Regions from separate parts of the Homo sapiens genome. Here region 2 is linked to region 1. Evidence: chromatin contacts called from ENCODE Hi-C or POLR2A ChIA-PET data. All regions are on one chromosome and are shown on one strand. The core of a region is the stretch at or near the end of the contact, and the rest is flanking DNA. Distances in the headings are between cores, read along the strand shown. Region 1 holds the start of PLXNA4-AS1 (PLXNA4 antisense RNA 1). Region 2 overlaps PLXNA4 (plexin A4).

Region 1 (7,935 bases), core at 3,829-6,328:
AGCCCAGAAAGGTTGCTGGGAAGAGCTCAAGGGCCCATATGAGGCGGGAAGCAGCAATGCGTCTCCATGACAACCACCCAGGCCAAGGCCACTTTCATCACCTGAAAACTAAGCAAGACACGAAAGGAGGGTGCATCTGTAGGAAGTTTGGATTCCCACAAGGGCGAGCCTGTTCAAAAGCCGGCATGTGTTGCAGCTGATGTGGGATGGGTAAAAGGGAACAAAAGGATCGGGAACCAACCAAGAAACTGACCAAATCAACGCCAGCTCAATGAAGAGGTATTGGAGAATAGTATTGGCTGCCCAAAAAGCCGTCCAAAATCGTTTGGTAGGAAATGGCAGCTGGGTCACAAAAGGAGAGGCAGTCTGAGGGTCTAGTGTTGAGTAGGTCACAGAGGGGGACAAGCAGTTGTGTGCTCCGAGAAGAGTCTGCAAGCCACCTTGGAGGTCTGGGGAGGGAAGGCAGGTGCCCATGATCACGGAGATAGTGGTAGAGCCCAGATCTACGCCTATGCTTTCTAACTCAGTCCAGGGCTATCTTTATATCTTCCACTGGCTTCACTTTCTCCTTCTCCCCTTTTATACAGTGTTTCCTGCAGCAGTTGCTCTTTCGGGCACTTTCATGCTACCAGCGTGTTCATTGTAACCAGATTTTCCCTGCAGAGAGGCATGGGCACTATGGTTTGAGCACCTTTCCAGGGATGGCTCTCCTGGGACAGCTGTGGGAGAAAGGATGAAAGGAAAGGAGGAAAACATTCCATTTGCCTCCCAGTTGCTCCTTAGGCTGGTGCTGGAGAAGTGATAAATGGGGCAGGAGGTGTCAGATATCAACCTGGCCTTCCTTCTCCCTACCCGCCCATTACTCAATTGGAAAGATTAGGGTAATGAATGAAGCTGAACTGCCTGGGTTAAACCTCTGGCCCTTCTGCTCACTCACTGAATAACCTTGCCCAAATCCCTTAACTTCTTTGCCTCCTAATCTTCTATACAGAGATCATAACAATCTTTTCCAATCTTCTATACAGAGATCATAACAATACCTACCTCCTAGGGTTTGCCTTAGAAAGAGGAACCCACAGACCTAAGACCTAAGATGTCACTAGCATTTCTCCTGTATGCTTGAGGGAAGTCCAGCCCAAGGACACAACCGACAAATCCAACAGTTTGTGAGTGAATGCATGAAGGAAGGTTAGTCCGTCCTCACTCCAAACCTGTTCTCTTCAGACCCAGTGTTTCCTAACCTTTCCACATCATGACACAGAAAGATCACCGTATTTGTACAACAGGCTGAGGTCAATGGAGAGGTTGTTCCCAGCTGCAAGCACATGGCCCTGAGGCTCTGGCTGCCCCACATCCCTCCTAGCATCTCCCAGGGCTGTAGGGATCAATATTTAGGTTCCTGGTAATCAATAGGAAGCAAAGTAAGCATAGCCCGAAATTAGGGTGGGGGCAACCCCAGTCCCTGGGGCCAGGGGACATCTGGACACTAATTGGTTTAGAAGTATTTGGGCTAAACCCTGGAGTGCAGAGAATCACTCTGGTTAGCTCAGGCCAATGGGAGCCCACCTCAGGTCCTAGGGGTAGAGGCAATTCTTATTATGCTTCCTGTTACTATGCTATGGGAGAAAGGTGGAAAAAATTTTTTTTGAGGAAACTACCACCATCCCCACTGCACACTGAATGGACAGAGGCAGAACTCCTAATGGGGGCAGCGTCCCAAGTCTGAGGCGCCCCTCCGTGTTCCCCTTTATACGCCTCCCCACCATGTGTACTTCTGTTTGCTCCTCTGTAAGACACTGGTAGCCATCCAACGCCGAAAGATGGGTCAAGGACCATAATGGTCTCAGTGAGCAATTGAAGTAAAGGACCACATGTTTGAGCTTTTCTTGAAAGATTTTTTTTAAATAAATAAAAGGGTTATTGAGCTCTTTTTTCCCCTCCCTTTCTTTTAACAGCACCTTTCAACCCAGGAGCTGCCAAAGAAGTTATAAGCCGTGCTATGTATAGAAGCCACGTCACTCCCTACTGAAATAGAGAAGAGCAGCATCTCCCCCACAGCATTGAGGGAAAGAAGAGGGAGCAACTGGGTCCAGCCAAAACAGGGTGTGGGGGTAGGGGGCTGGTGGGGTCGGAGGAGTGGCTGCAACCCTGCCTGGTGTGTGCAGGGAGCCAACACAGGGAGGGCTACCAAGGGGGGCCACTGCCAGGAATTGCAGCATTTTTGTGCTGGACAGAGCTGCCTCAGGGCATCTCATTCCCACTCCTAGATGTAATTGATCATATTTGGAAAGGCCCTCAGGGACAGGAAACTTGATAAATTCCCATTCCAATGTTTCACGACCCTGACAGTAAAGGAGCTCATCCTAATAATGAAGCTACAGGCTGCTTCCCACAGTTTAAATGCATTTCCCCTTCTGATGTCCTTCGTGGAGATCAGGAACAGCTGGTCACTCTCCTCCCCATGATAACCCCTCTTATATTGAGGATGGGTATCCTGTTGCTTTTCACCCCTTGCTGCTTCTTATTAATAAAAAAAAATAAAACTCCAATTTCTGTATCTTGCCATCAAATGCCCTTTTCCTTTGTCCCAACTCAACCCATCATCACCGTCCTTTTTTTTAAGTATATTTTTTCTTCTGACCTTGTTGCAAAATTGATGGCTCAGGAGTAAATATCATTCCCATTGTACCATCCCAAAAATGGAGGCATACACATTAGGACCAGGTGAAGGGAAGGAAATGAATGTGTGCTGCAGCCCTCCCCTTTGTAAGCTGTTCCCCACATTCTCTGAGTGAATCTTCAAAATCCCAACCTCCTGTTCACAAATCCAGAAGTTAAGATTCAGATAAGTAAGGGGTTCAAGATGATCTGGTTAATCATCACCACAGCTGAGGTTTAAATTCTGTTCACAAGTTAATTGTTTATTAACTTGCAGACCAGTTCAGATCAAGAATACATTAACTCAGGGCCAGGTGCGGTGGCTCACACCTGTAATCCCAGCACTTTGGGATGCTGAGGCAGGCAGATCACTTGAGGTCAGGAGTTTGAGACCAGCCTGGCCAACATGGTGAAACCCTCATCTCTACTAAAAAATACAAAAGTTAGCTGAGCATGGTGGTGCGCACCTGTAGTCCCAGCTACTTGGGAGGCTGAGGCATGAGAATTGCTTGAACCAGAGGTGGAGACTGCATTGAGCCAAGATTGTGCCACTGCACTCCAGCCTGGGCAACAGACTGGGAGTCTGTCTCAAAAAATAAAAATAAAAAATAAAAAAATAAAAGAATACATTAACTCCATTCAGAGAAATGCAAATCATAGCGTCAATGAGCAGGAGATGCCATTTCCCACCCGCTGGGATGGCTAGAGTAAAGGATAGAAAATGACAAGTGTTGGTGAGGGTGTGCAGCAATTGGAACCCTCACACATTGCTGGTGGGAATGGAAGTGAGGTGGCTGCTTTGGAAAACAGCCTGGCACCTTCTCAAGTGGTGAAATAGATTTACTATATGATCCCAAAATTCCACTCCTTGAAATATATGCAAGACAAATGAAAACATATATCCAGACAAAAATGTATACACAAATGTTCATAGCAGCATTATTCAGAATAGCCAAAAAAGGAAACAATGCAAAAGTCCATCAGATAAAGAATGGGTGAATAAAATGTGGTATATCCATACAATGGAATATTAGTGGCAAGGAAAAGGAATGAAGTACTGATCCATGCTACAATGTGGCTAAACCTTGAAAGCATTATGCTGAGTAAGAAAGAAGCCAGACACAAAAGGCTACATATAAGATTCCTTTTATACACAATGTCCAGAATAGACAAATGTACAGAGAAAGATAGATTAGTGGCTACCTAGGGCTGGGGGCCATGTGGAGCTGGAGAGGGTGATGGCTAAGGGATTTGAGCTGTCTTTTTGCAGCAATAAGAATGTTCTAAAATTGATTGTGGTGATGGTTGTGCAACTCTGTAATTATAGTAAAAGCTACTGAATTGCAAAAGCCATTGACTTGTACTCTTTAAATAGGTGAATTATACCAAATGTGAATATATCTCATTAAAGCTGTTTTTTAAGAGTACTTTAAATTCAAAAACTCTGCTTTTTAAATGTTTGAGAATCCTTTGTCCTTATAAAGAATTGATTCAAAGTTCCATAAAGCGGATTCAGTTTCCAGATTGTGTTGATAAGACTTGCCCATGGCTGGCCACCCCGTCATCTCTAGCAGAGGGTGTGTGAGAATGGCCGTTGGCTCCAGCTTCCTGGGAGGGGAGACCCAAGGCCCAGGAAGAAAGCGATGAGTCCTTTCTCATCCAAAGGTGCATGCCCAAGATACCTGCTTTGAGGTACTTCCCATCCACCTTCTCCATTACAATGGAAGGCAACAAAGCCAACAGGAAGCACCTTGTCCATGTGCACCATGAGTCAAGTCACATGTAGGACCCAGCCAAGGACCTAGAGTCCCTGCCACATCCCAGAACCACACTTAGGTAGCAGGTACCAGGCCTCTGAGCTGGAAGCAATGTGGGGGAAGATGCGCCCACCTCCTGCTCACTCCTGCCTCTCTTGGTCATTCCACAGAGTTCCAGAGAAAGAGATAAAGGAGACAAAGAAAGAAAAGAAGAAAAGAGCATGCAGAGACCAGTTGGAAAATAAAAGGGGGCCAATTCCCTCTTATTAAGCCTGTTATTAGGCTGCGAATCAAATTAAACCACAGGGCTTTCCACTTACAGAGTGCTATTTTAAGGCTTATTAGACTATATTAGGATTGGCATACATTTCCACTGACATAATATCGGCCTTTAATTGGATTTAAGGGCGAGGAGGCTGCATTCAGCTGGAATAGGGTCCCTGCAAGGAGAAACTTGCTATTCTCCTCACAGCTTCCCCACTTCCCCTGCTGGCTGCCATCCCAGGGGCTGGGCAGACCCTGTAACCCTTTCAGATCCAAAACACAGCTTTTTTCCTCCTCCTCCTCCTCTGATAAGTGCCCAGAGGCCGAAGCAGGCCCCCCTCTCGCCTACGTGTGCCCATCCCTGACTGGCCAGCTTCCGGTACTCGGTGGCTGTAGGAGGTGCAGAGCTGTGCGTGCCTGCCGAGGCTGGGCAGCAGACTTCAGACTGTGAGTAGAGCCCCAGGGAGGGAGGCCAGCCTCCCCCTCCTGCTTCCAAGCTGCCGTGGGCGAGATTGGCAGTGGGAGGTGCAGGAGTTTTTCATGGGACAGTGATGAAAAGGGGGACTTGGGGTTGGAAGCAGAGTTTACCTTGACCTTTGAATCTCCTCCCATCCCCTGCCTGGTCAATCCTTGAAAGACCCTCAGGGGCACGTGGTAGAACCTGAATACAGGAGGGATATGGGAAAAAGTTCACACACTATGGGGAAGCGAACACTCTCCGGGCTGGTGGCAGTTTCCAGACACTTGTGACCAACTTCTCAAAGCTGCAGCATCCTCCTACGTAAAATAGGAACACGCTTTCCTTCCACTCGGGATTGCTTTGAGAATTAATTGAGATAATACAGCTAAAGTGGTGAGTAGGAGGCTTAATAACGTTTAGTGCCTTCTCCCCTTTGCTGTACAAATTTCAGATCTTTCTACCAAAAGGCATCATAAAAGTAACAGACCTCACCAGTCAAGTACGTTGCAAAATAATCTTGGGAGGGGAAATATCTTGGTACAGAGACAAGTATGTATGAAATATCACTTCCCAAAATATTGCTCAAACATGAAAAAAAAATCCCAAATTCCTTAACATTTTCCACTAATATATGTGAACGTCGCCTGCTCCCACTTGCCAAGATGTTTCTTGGCTATACTTTGATGTCTTCAATTTCCACGCTTGTTTTTAGCTCTTCTGCCAGAGCCATGTGCTTGTTTATTTTTACTACATTTTTATGACGTTTCTGCTATTGCAATAAGTTTTGCATTATTAGTTTTATCAAATAACAGAATGTCTGGTTGGCTGGCTGAGATTTATTGGCCCAGTTTTTATGGCTCCATCCCAGAACACTTTTTGTGATTACTTTCTAAGTTGTTCTTAGATCCATTCTTAAATATGTGCTTATTCCTTTATTAAATCACATCTGAGGACTAATTGTTATGGTATAAACTTAGCATCAGTGCAATGCCAATTGCTATAATCTTACCATTATTACTTAATCACAGGTTTGTGTACTCGGTTCTATGCAACATATATATATATATATGTTGGAAAAGTTGCTTGGAAAGCTGAAATTTACAAACTGCATTTCTTCCTATATTCACTAGGAAGTTTCTCCTCCTAATACATATTATCTCACCTTGAAATATCTGTTTGGCAAGTTCTGTTTATTTGGGATGTTGACTTTCCTGAAGCTCGAGGAAAACCTTATTACAAAACAAAACAAAAAAACACAAGCATGATTTATTTCATCCCTGCATTAGCTTCCTCTGCTGTTCTTATTTGACCCAATAAGTCTATGAATGACTTGGTTCTATGGTTGAGAGGCAGAGAAAGGATGAATTTCCTCCATTTATTATGGGGAGAACTTGAGGTGGGGGGCAAGCAGTATCTTGCTCAGCCCTGCAATGAGGTGTCAGTTGTCCTGTTTTCTGCAAGGAAGGTCCTCATAGCCTGGCAATAATGAAGTCTGTTGTGCTTCTTGAAAGCTTTGCAACCCCTGAAAGTCTGAATTCTTTTCAAGTCAGATCTGTTTTCCTCATGGAGCCTGAGCCCAGGGTTTTCTTCTCCCGTCCAACCCCCAACACATGTCCTCATTGCTCACTGACCCCCAGAGAGTTCCACATCAGTAAGAGTGGGACCTCCTGGAATGTTCCCCCAAGGGGACATCAAAGGAGCAACTGTCCTGGCGGGTTTGGATTAATGGCATCTGAATCATTACAGCCAGAAATGTGTATGCCTGTAAGCCTGGGGCACCAACAGTGTGTGCGTGTGTGTGTGTGTGTGTGAGTGCACTGCACACTGAGCCTGTGCATATTAAGGGGTTTAAATCAGGAATGAGCGCAAATCCACAAACATGTATCCCTGTGAACTCACGGTACTCACAATTTAGCCAGGAGGAGTTTTTATTTGAAACCCACTGGGGTCTAAAATCTTTTTAGGGCTCAGTTTTCTGGAGTTGAAGTGTTTTACATTCCCACTTCTGCTCCTATTCTACTACAGTTCTTCTTTCCCCATCAGGGAATAGACTATTCTGATGGCAGAGGGTGGTAGGCAGGAGCCTTTCATAAAAATAACTTTTGATCATAATGCATCATCATTATCATCAGCGCTATTTAGCTCTAACGCAGGTAGGTCACTGGAGTAGGGGCAGGCTTCTTGGTGAATGGCTCTTGGATGTGCTTTTTTGTCCACATGTGTGTGTCCTAATGTACCCCTGCTCTGCAGATGGCTCTAATTAATCAGGACAGTGAAAGCTCTTGGAGAGGGATTCTTTTTCTTCAAAAAGGAAGATGCTCTAGCTCCTCCCTCCACTTAGCAACCAGCACGTACAGATGTGGCAAAGGCAGAGAAATAGAGAAGTGGTAGGAAGTTTCACAAGGGCCCTTTGGGAGGCAACTTGCTGACAGCCACAGGAAAATGTGGAGAAGGTGCCTGAGCCCCTTTTCAGCATGAGCATAAATGAGTCTAGTGGTTGTGGAACACAATTCGTAAAAGATGACACAAATGCCTGCTTTCTTCTACTGGTCTTATTTTAGGGGTGTTCAGGATCCAAGTACTCCTTCCTTAGGTGAAACTCTCCACGATGGGAGGTCTTGGTTTCAGGCAGGACCAAGAGCCCCCACTTTGGAAGTTCAAAGAGCCAGATGCCCCCTCTTCCTGCCTCTAGTGGTCAGGGCCCTGGGCTGGTTCATGAAGCCTTGCTCCCAAGCCTTTGGATCTCCAGCAGGTAATGCACTGGTAAGGAAGGCTGCTTAGACACTTTTCAGGATG
Region 2 (7,935 bases), core at 3,191-5,690, 34 kb after region 1:
AGCCCACAATCCCTCCAGGGCAGGAGCCAGAGGCGTCTGGTCGTCATCTGTGCACCCCCGCAGGCTTCCTGATGTGAGAGACGATTCCCACCAGAACTGTTAGTCATTCCAGTTTCTCTCAATCAATTATTCACACTCCTGTTTGCTTGCTTTGAGAGAGAGGAGGGGGGAAAACACAGAAAAAGCCACAGGGCATGATAAAATACAAGGGAGAGGGGAGAAAAGAAAGCTGGGGACTTTTCTGGGCTGAGTATAGGGTAGACCACTAGATGTGCTTTCTAATAGGTCACCTGCATTTGTCCTCTTGGACAAAGCACACAGGCTGAGGAGGTCTCCTTCTTTCCCTGAAGCCCAGAGAAGAGGAAGCAGGAAGAGGGTTAAGAGCACAGCCAATTGCAGGAGTCAGAAAGACGCATTCCAGGCTCCAGCATGAGCCCTTCATGGTTGTTTGCCTTGCCTGCTTGGATAATATTTGACCAGCTGAGGGGTGCAGTGTAGACACAAAAATCACAGCCCCTGCTGCTGCTGCCTTCAGGCTGTCATGCAGCCTACTGAAGTCTCAGTTTCTGCCATGGTAAAATGAGGATGGCTGTTCAAGCTCGCCCGGAGGGATTCAAGTGAGATCCAAATATGAGGTCCCCGTGGCAGGGACCTCAAACCTCCACCAGCCTTTCACCCTAAGCATGCACAGTCAATTTTAGTGAAAGGATCAAGATTTTTAAATTGTCATGTGTAGTATTTTGCAAATGGCTGCTACATCATCAGCTCGTTAATAACAGAGAGTACTGGCACTGGCATGGTCTGCAATAATTGTTATCGCTATCAAAATGATCAGCAATGATACGCTGCCCTTTGTATTCAAAGACAATGCTACTAACACAGTATAACAAGTGCTTATTTTGCATTGCACAATTATATATTGTCTGAGCTACCAATATATTTGAGAGAGTATTTGCAGTATGTGTATGTGAGTGCATATATATGTGTGGGTGTGCATGTGTATATTTATATATACATATATAAACACACACAAGTATATGCATACACAAATGTAGTTATATATTATGTTCATGAACTTTTTTGCGTGTCTATGTCTTAGTGTCTTATCCTTATATAGGAATACAAGTTCTTATGGGCAACGATTTTCCTTTGTACTTCTTCTGTATCATCTTTAGTTCAAAGCAGGGTGCATCCTTTGTAGGAAACCCTTAATACATTCCTGTTGGCAGTCAGGTTTATCCCAGCAGTGGGGAAAGGCTCATATTGATCCCTCCATCCATGCTCCCTCTCTCTGAAGCCCACTCATGGCATGTGTTGTGAGATGGCCAAGCCACCAAGCAAACCATACAGCCCACTTGAAAAAAGACCCCCTCGAGAAAAGACCCCCTCACTGCTGAGTTAATTAGCTGGCTGGCTGCACACACCAGGATTGGACATGGATATTTCAAAGCATCTTCACCCTCAGACTTAAATGCTACCTAAAGCATTCCCTGGGATTCTATTTTTCAAAATTTATTTTTTCCAAAGTAAAAGTAATAAATGCTCATTAAAGAAAATTAAGAAAAAATGTAAATAAATAGAAAACAATAAATAAACCACACCTCATCCCATTTTCCAAGCACAACTACTGTTAGCATTTTGATGGTTCTCTTTCCAGTTTTTATTTTATTCATTGTATCATGCTTTCTAATTGTCTCATGCTTTTTCACTGAATGTTATCACACAAGAATCAGTTACAAGATTGGCCTTTATAAACTAAGTTTTCAATGACTACATAAATATACCAAATCTACCTAACCATTCTCCTATAAATGAGTGTATATATCAATTCCAATTTTTGATAGACTAAATAAATGCTGAAATGTGTATCTTGGTGATTATTACCCTTGAAACAAATTAGAATTGATTCTTTAAAAAATTGTCACCAGTTCAAAGGATTTGACTATTTTCAAGTTTCTTCCTAAATATTTACACATTGTTTTGCAGGAGTGTTGGACCAGTTAGAATTCCCAACAGCCATGCTTCAATGCACACAGAGCCAGTTTCACATGGAACTCCTGGGACGTATTTCTGAACAACTGTTTATAATGCTTTTCAACTCTTTCAAAGTCCTTGCTTTACCCATCCCTATGCAGGTGCACATGGCCTGTTACAAACCTCTGCCTCCAGAATATGGACAGTGAGACACAGAGGGGTTGCCTGCTCTCACTAAATCTCCAGCTTTGGGACTCACTTTCAGTGCAAGCACACAGATGAAGGTTCTCAAGAGCCCTCCTGATTCATTCCCTCCCACAGGCCAGGAACCTGTGGCACACCCTAAAGAGAATTACACTGTTGTGTATCCTCCAGGAACTATACGAGGTTTAGTGTGGTGGTTCTTAGCAACAGAACAAATCTACAGCACTTTCACTTGTTTTCAAGTAACCAGATTAGCACCAGTCGCTAATTTTACATCTTGCCTTCATACACTCTTGACTACACTTTATTTCCCAGTAAGCTAGTAGAAATGATAGGAGCACATGACACCAAGTGTTTCCACTTCCTTCGCCACTCACCTCCTCCTCCCCACCGGCTCTATGGGGGAATTATGGAATTGTGCTGGATAGTGGCCATGCAGGAGACACTGCTCACGCTTTGTTGTAACCATAGTCTTAAGGAAAGGAGACTGGACAACACCAATTAACTTTTTTTGGGTGCTCTCCTGGACCAGATGCCAACAGAGCTTTTGCACATATGATCAGCTCATCAGGCACTGTTGGCTTCCTTTTCTCTTTCCCGCAGAGGCTGGGATGGTTCTGAGCACTGAGTTAATTACATGATGCTGCAGTACGGTGGGCTCCATCCTCTCTGCCCTGTGTATGCACACACACCTTTAAACACAGATAAGCATACACACACACACACACACACACACACACACACACACACACACACACTGGCCAGGCGACTTGGCTGCAGAAGTGGACAGATGAGCATAAGGTTATCCTACCATATATCAGGCCCAAGAGATAACTATATTCCGATGGGAGAATCAGTTAGTTTCACTGACATATACAAGTGATAACACCACAAGAGTCAAACATGCCTACACTCCATTGTCCAAAATTACCCATGGGACGCTTGGGGCAGAGAAAAGAGACCAACTACCTAGCCAAGCTAAGCAGAGACACATTCTCCAAAGTCTTTTTTCCCTAAGGACTTGGGGTGGCAGGACATGAGCTATGATGTATGGCTGGGGTCACAGGGAGGTAGATGTGTCTCATCTGTTTCCATTTTCCAATATCCAAGGCTGACAACACACTAAATAAGCCTACACAGCTCTGAAGTTTTTCTCAGTTTGATGAACAGCTGGAGAACAGGAGTTCCAGAGTCACTGTTGCTCTGTGGGATCGGGGTCCCGTCTGTAGCTCAAGGGTAGGGCAGAGGCTGGTACCAGGCATCTGGAAAAGATGAAACCTTAGCAGACTTAGACCATGGTGCACAAGATATGCCCATAAGCCTCCTTATTCCCCTCCTCCTTTCTGTTTACAGTAAATATGTATTACAGTTCTGAAATACAGTAAATATGTATTACAAAATGTATTAAGAGCCTCAATATCTATGGAGCAGAACTAACAAGGCCACAGTTGAAGTCCAAATCCTGGGTCAACCAAACAACTTTACTTTTGTTCCCTGGCCACGGATGTTACACCCGGCCCCAGGCACCTGACTCAGCAAGCTGTATGATGGCACGTGTCTTAGACAGCAAGGGGAATGATCAGGACAGGATGCCTCACCTATGTCCCTGAAAGAACAACCTCAAAGCCCCATCTTACCAAGTATCACTTTTTATCCAAAGGTGAGCATGCAAGTGCATGCGCGCACACACACGCGTGCGCATGCACACATGGATGCACACACACACACACATTCTCAGTGACAAGTCCTCCTGTGGCCAACCTTGCCCCTCACTAATAATTTGCACAAATTAAAAGATAAAGCAGCTTAGGGTCATTCAATAAATCATAAGCACAAATCAAAATCTATCCACTCAATTAAATCTGAACCTAGCTGGAATCACATCGTTTTTGAACGCTGAAGTGGCTAATTTCCGAAGGATGTAAGAAGATCATTCAACACATGGTTATTCAATATCAGCCCCTTTTCTCTGTGATTTTTAAACTTAATTAGCATTTAGTAAAGATGGCATGATGTTCCATAGAGCAGCGATCTTTGAGGGATTACCTCCAGCTCAGAAGGGGGGAATATAAAACCAATCAGTCCATTGATAGAGGGGCCCCGTGAGCTGCCCAGCATTGAAACAAGCACCAGAGGTGGGAAATGGAAGAAAAAGAATGAGTTTGAAAGGAATCCTGCCAGCCCTGTGTCCCCAGAGTCATCCCCACCAGTCCTGGCCCACAGTGGTCCAAGAACAACAAAGACAGCCTCTGCAGGGAGAACACCGGGCTGTGTTTGCATCTCTGACCACTCCCCCAGCAGTCTGGATCCTGCCAAATGACCGCTGGTCAAACACGGGCGGGCTCCAGCTGGTCTCATTCCTGTTATGACTGCACTTGGGTTCATTAACACCCAGCCCTCCCCTGTGGGCATGCAAGGCAGGAAGCCTTCTCACTGGCTTGTTTTGCAGCCTAGCTTTTTCTTTCTCAGAAGTGGGGCAGGTGGTACTACATTCGAGTAAAATCATGCTTAGTGGGGAAGGGAACAGGCTGCCCAGGCTTGGGGTGGACACCTCTGGGGCCACATGCTCAGAGGCTCTCTGGCTGCCTCTCTCGTTAGTCAGCCTTTCCTGGCATACCCCCGGTACGTTAAACCGTCGTCTGAAATACCCAGCATTCTGCCGTGGAAAGAAAACATTGAGCTCGGAAAACAGGTGGGATGAGGATATTCCAGGGACCTGGCTCGAGAGCCTCAGCAGGGATCATGTTCCCCAGGGTTGTCCCCAAAGACGGGACACTTTTGTGCACAAGCTGCAGAGCATCAGAAAATCTTGGGGACTGCAAAGCACATCACATGTCTTATAGGCCAGAGCTTCTCAAATTGTTTTGAAGGGCCATTCTGTAAAATTTCCCATCTACTGTAGATGGATACTTTTGTCAAATACTAGAAGAACAAATTACTAGAAGAGTGAAACTTGAAGCTGCAAAATACAAATGCATTGAGTATGTGCTGGGATGTTGCATCAATATCAAGTTGCTGTATACATTTCTAAATGCTCACTCTCAATGTCTGTACCTATCTCAGCACAGGCCACTAACAACTCGTTCACAGAGTATATGCTGAATTGCGCTGGTCTAGATCCTTGCCACTCAATGTGTGGTTCAAGGACCAAGATCATCATCATTACCTGTGAACTTGCAAGAAATGCAGAATCTCAGGCTCCACCTCACACCTATTGAATAAGAATCTGCCTTTGCATAAAATTCCCAGGCAATTTGTATGCATGTGAAAGTTTGAGATGTGCTAGAATAGACCAGGCTTCTGAGCTAATAGATTATAAATGTTTTCTTTCCACTCAACCTTCACGATGTCTTTGAGTAAAGGAGATACTCAACGTTGAAGTGCCTTAACTAAGTTGGAGAGCAGAGGGGGATGTAAAAATTGGCAGGGTCTGCAGGCTGAAATGTTTTATGGGAGTTGAGTAACTGGCAAGAATGAAGAAGAAAAGCTGAGAAAACTGAATAGCCCATCTGTCGCCAGGTAACTCTATGGTTCAGAAGCCACCAGAGAATTACGGCACTCACTTGCCAGATCCAAAGGAAGCCCAGGAGAGTGAGCACAAAGGGTGAGAGACATTTATGAATCCAGTATTGGGAAATGGGCATTGCACCAGGATGAAGCAGAGAGCCCAAGGTCAGGGTGCTGGAGGAGACAACTTGATTCTGTAATGGAGATTGTGGGCGGCCCACGCAGAGACAGCAGGATGTTTATTTAGATCTTGTCTACTTAGCTGGTTGACTGGCTGCAAGTTTGATTATCATTCACCAGGTCTCTATGCCCTCAGCCGGAACCATGTTCCTAATCTGCTTGGCCATTAAGGGCTCTCTGAACCCTGCTCTGTCTCCAGCATAGAGCCAGAGAGGCTGGAAGCTCCCCGGGGTCTCTTTCTGCACCTCCCTCCCGCGGCATGTCTCTGCTTCTGTCTGGGACTGCAGGCCAGCTTCAATCAATTCCCACCGACCAGCAGCCCAGATCTTAATTAAAACATTCAACCTGCACACAAGTGAGGAGAGTAGTCACAGCCCCCTCAGTCCAGCTGAAAGGAAATCACAAGGAATATGTACAGATTCATAAGAGACTTCTATCTCAGGGTGCAGGTGGGGTACAGCCAATCCCTGGTTCCCTTTTCGGAGCACTCCCATACACCTGTCCTCCCTATTCCTGTCTCACCTGCACTGTGACTGTCACTTCGATCCGACTTCCATAGGAGTTCTCTCCCCTTCTGCCCCAAATCACTAAAACACAGAGCTGGGGAGACCCTGGAAACTGAGGACCCCCAATGTTAAGTATCTTGCCCAAAGTCACCCAGCCACATTGTGTCCCTGCCTGAGAGTAACAAGAAAATGCATGATTTGTAAGTCAATCATTCATATTAGTCCCAGTCACCAGATATTCCACCACGATGATAATTTTGTACTTATTATTGTATTGTAATAGTCTACCCTAACTAACAATTTTGGTTCAGAAAAAAAAAGGTCTCCTTATTAATGTCTTTTCTGTGTCCTGACCATGTATTTTTAGCAATCCAACTAAGGGGTTCCAGCTGTTAAACTCTTTGAAGGATAAGTACGTATGAAGAGTTTCACCCAATTACTTCTCCCAGGGGTCCTAAGAGGCTTTGGGGCCTTAAGTTGGGACTACATTGGCTTCAAGGGTGGATAAGACAGAAACTGTCTCAACCTTTGGGTTGTAGAATTCAGGGTGGGATGAGCTCAAGCCTGGGGCTCATGCCAGCCCTCCCTTCCAATTCTACAAGATTCTAGGAAGCATTAGCCTTCATTATTCTATTCCTCAAAGCAGGGCTTCTTTCTGGCAAGTCCCATAACATGAGAGGAGCCTGAATCCCACAAGCCATGACTGGCAGCTCAGAGCAGAGGCGTGTCCTTCACACAGCTCTGGCTGGAAGAGACAACATTCTCAAAAGAAAAGGGCCCCACTGATGACCAGTGATGATGAGCTTTTTTTCATATGTTTGTTGGATGCATAAATGTTTTCTTTTGAGAAGTATCTGTTCATATCCTTTGCCCACTTTTTGATTGGGTTGTTTTTTTTCTTGTAAATCTGTGTAAGTTCTTGTAGATTCTGGATACTAGCCCTTTGTCAGATGGATAGATTGCAAATATTTTCTCCCATTCTGTAGGTTCCTGTTCACTCTGATGATAGTTTCCTTTGCTGTGCAGAAGCTCTTTGGTTTAATCAGATCCTATTTGTTGTCTATTTTGGCTTTTGTTGCCATTGCTTTTGGTGTTTTAGTCATGAAGTCTTTGCCCATGCCAATGTCCTGAATGGTATTGCCTAGGTTTTCTTCTAGGGTTTTCATGGTTTTAGGTCTTACATTTAAGTCTTGAATCCATCTTGAGTTAATTTTTGTATAAGGTGTAAGGAAGGGATCTAGTTTCAGCTTTCTGCATATGGCTAGCCAGTTTTCCCAACACCATTTATTAAATGGGGAATCCTTTCCCTATTGCTTGTTTTTGTCAGGTTTGTCAAAGATCAGATGGTTGTAGATGTGTGGAATTGTTTCTGAGGCTTCTGTTCTGTTCCATTGGTCTAGATATCTGTTTTGGTACTGGTACGATGCTGTTTTTGTTACTATAGCCTTGTAGTATAGTTTGAAGTCAGGTAGTGTGATGCCTCCAGCTTTGTTCTTTCTGCTTAGGATTGTCTTGGCTATGTGGGCTCTTTTTTGATTCCATAAGAAATTTGAAGTAGTTTTTT

What was found. Hi-C counts contacts between places; a loop is a spot of excess contacts on that map. ChIA-PET counts read pairs that join two places held with the same protein, here RNA polymerase II (POLR2A). Pooled maps may share reads with other maps.
Region 2: a map of ascending aorta shows a loop between it and region 1 (4-fold over the local background). The contact joins the enhancer-like site here to the promoter of PLXNA4-AS1 in region 1. A Hi-C loop is called at or near these places in 5 of 168 maps with a recorded cell type or tissue (CD8-positive, alpha-beta T cell, PC-3, aorta and 2 more), 1 of 37 single-sample maps with no recorded cell type and 4 of 50 pooled maps. POLR2A ChIA-PET finds 5 or more read pairs at or near these places in 1 of 52 experiments (activated CD4-positive, alpha-beta T cell).

Annotation. Positions count from the first base shown.
Region 1 is chr7:132,347,256-132,355,190 of GRCh38, forward strand. PLXNA4-AS1 (PLXNA4 antisense RNA 1) reads left to right here and starts at 5,079. Exons shown (of 2, transcript NR_199030.1): 1 at 5,079-5,126. All of the region lies in intron 3 of PLXNA4 (plexin A4), which reads right to left. RefSeq lists enhancers at 4,568-5,103, 5,104-5,638.
Region 2 is chr7:132,381,856-132,389,790 of GRCh38, forward strand. The region is part of intron 3 of PLXNA4 (plexin A4); the gene reads right to left. Among named protein-coding and RNA genes, the nearest start is that of PLXNA4-AS1, 33 kb to the left of the region's middle. Within about 2 kb of position 4,441, at least 3 of the 41 ENCODE cell types and tissues checked have a DNase peak (open chromatin) inside an H3K27ac peak, as active enhancers do; they include ascending aorta, where a contact is called at or near this core.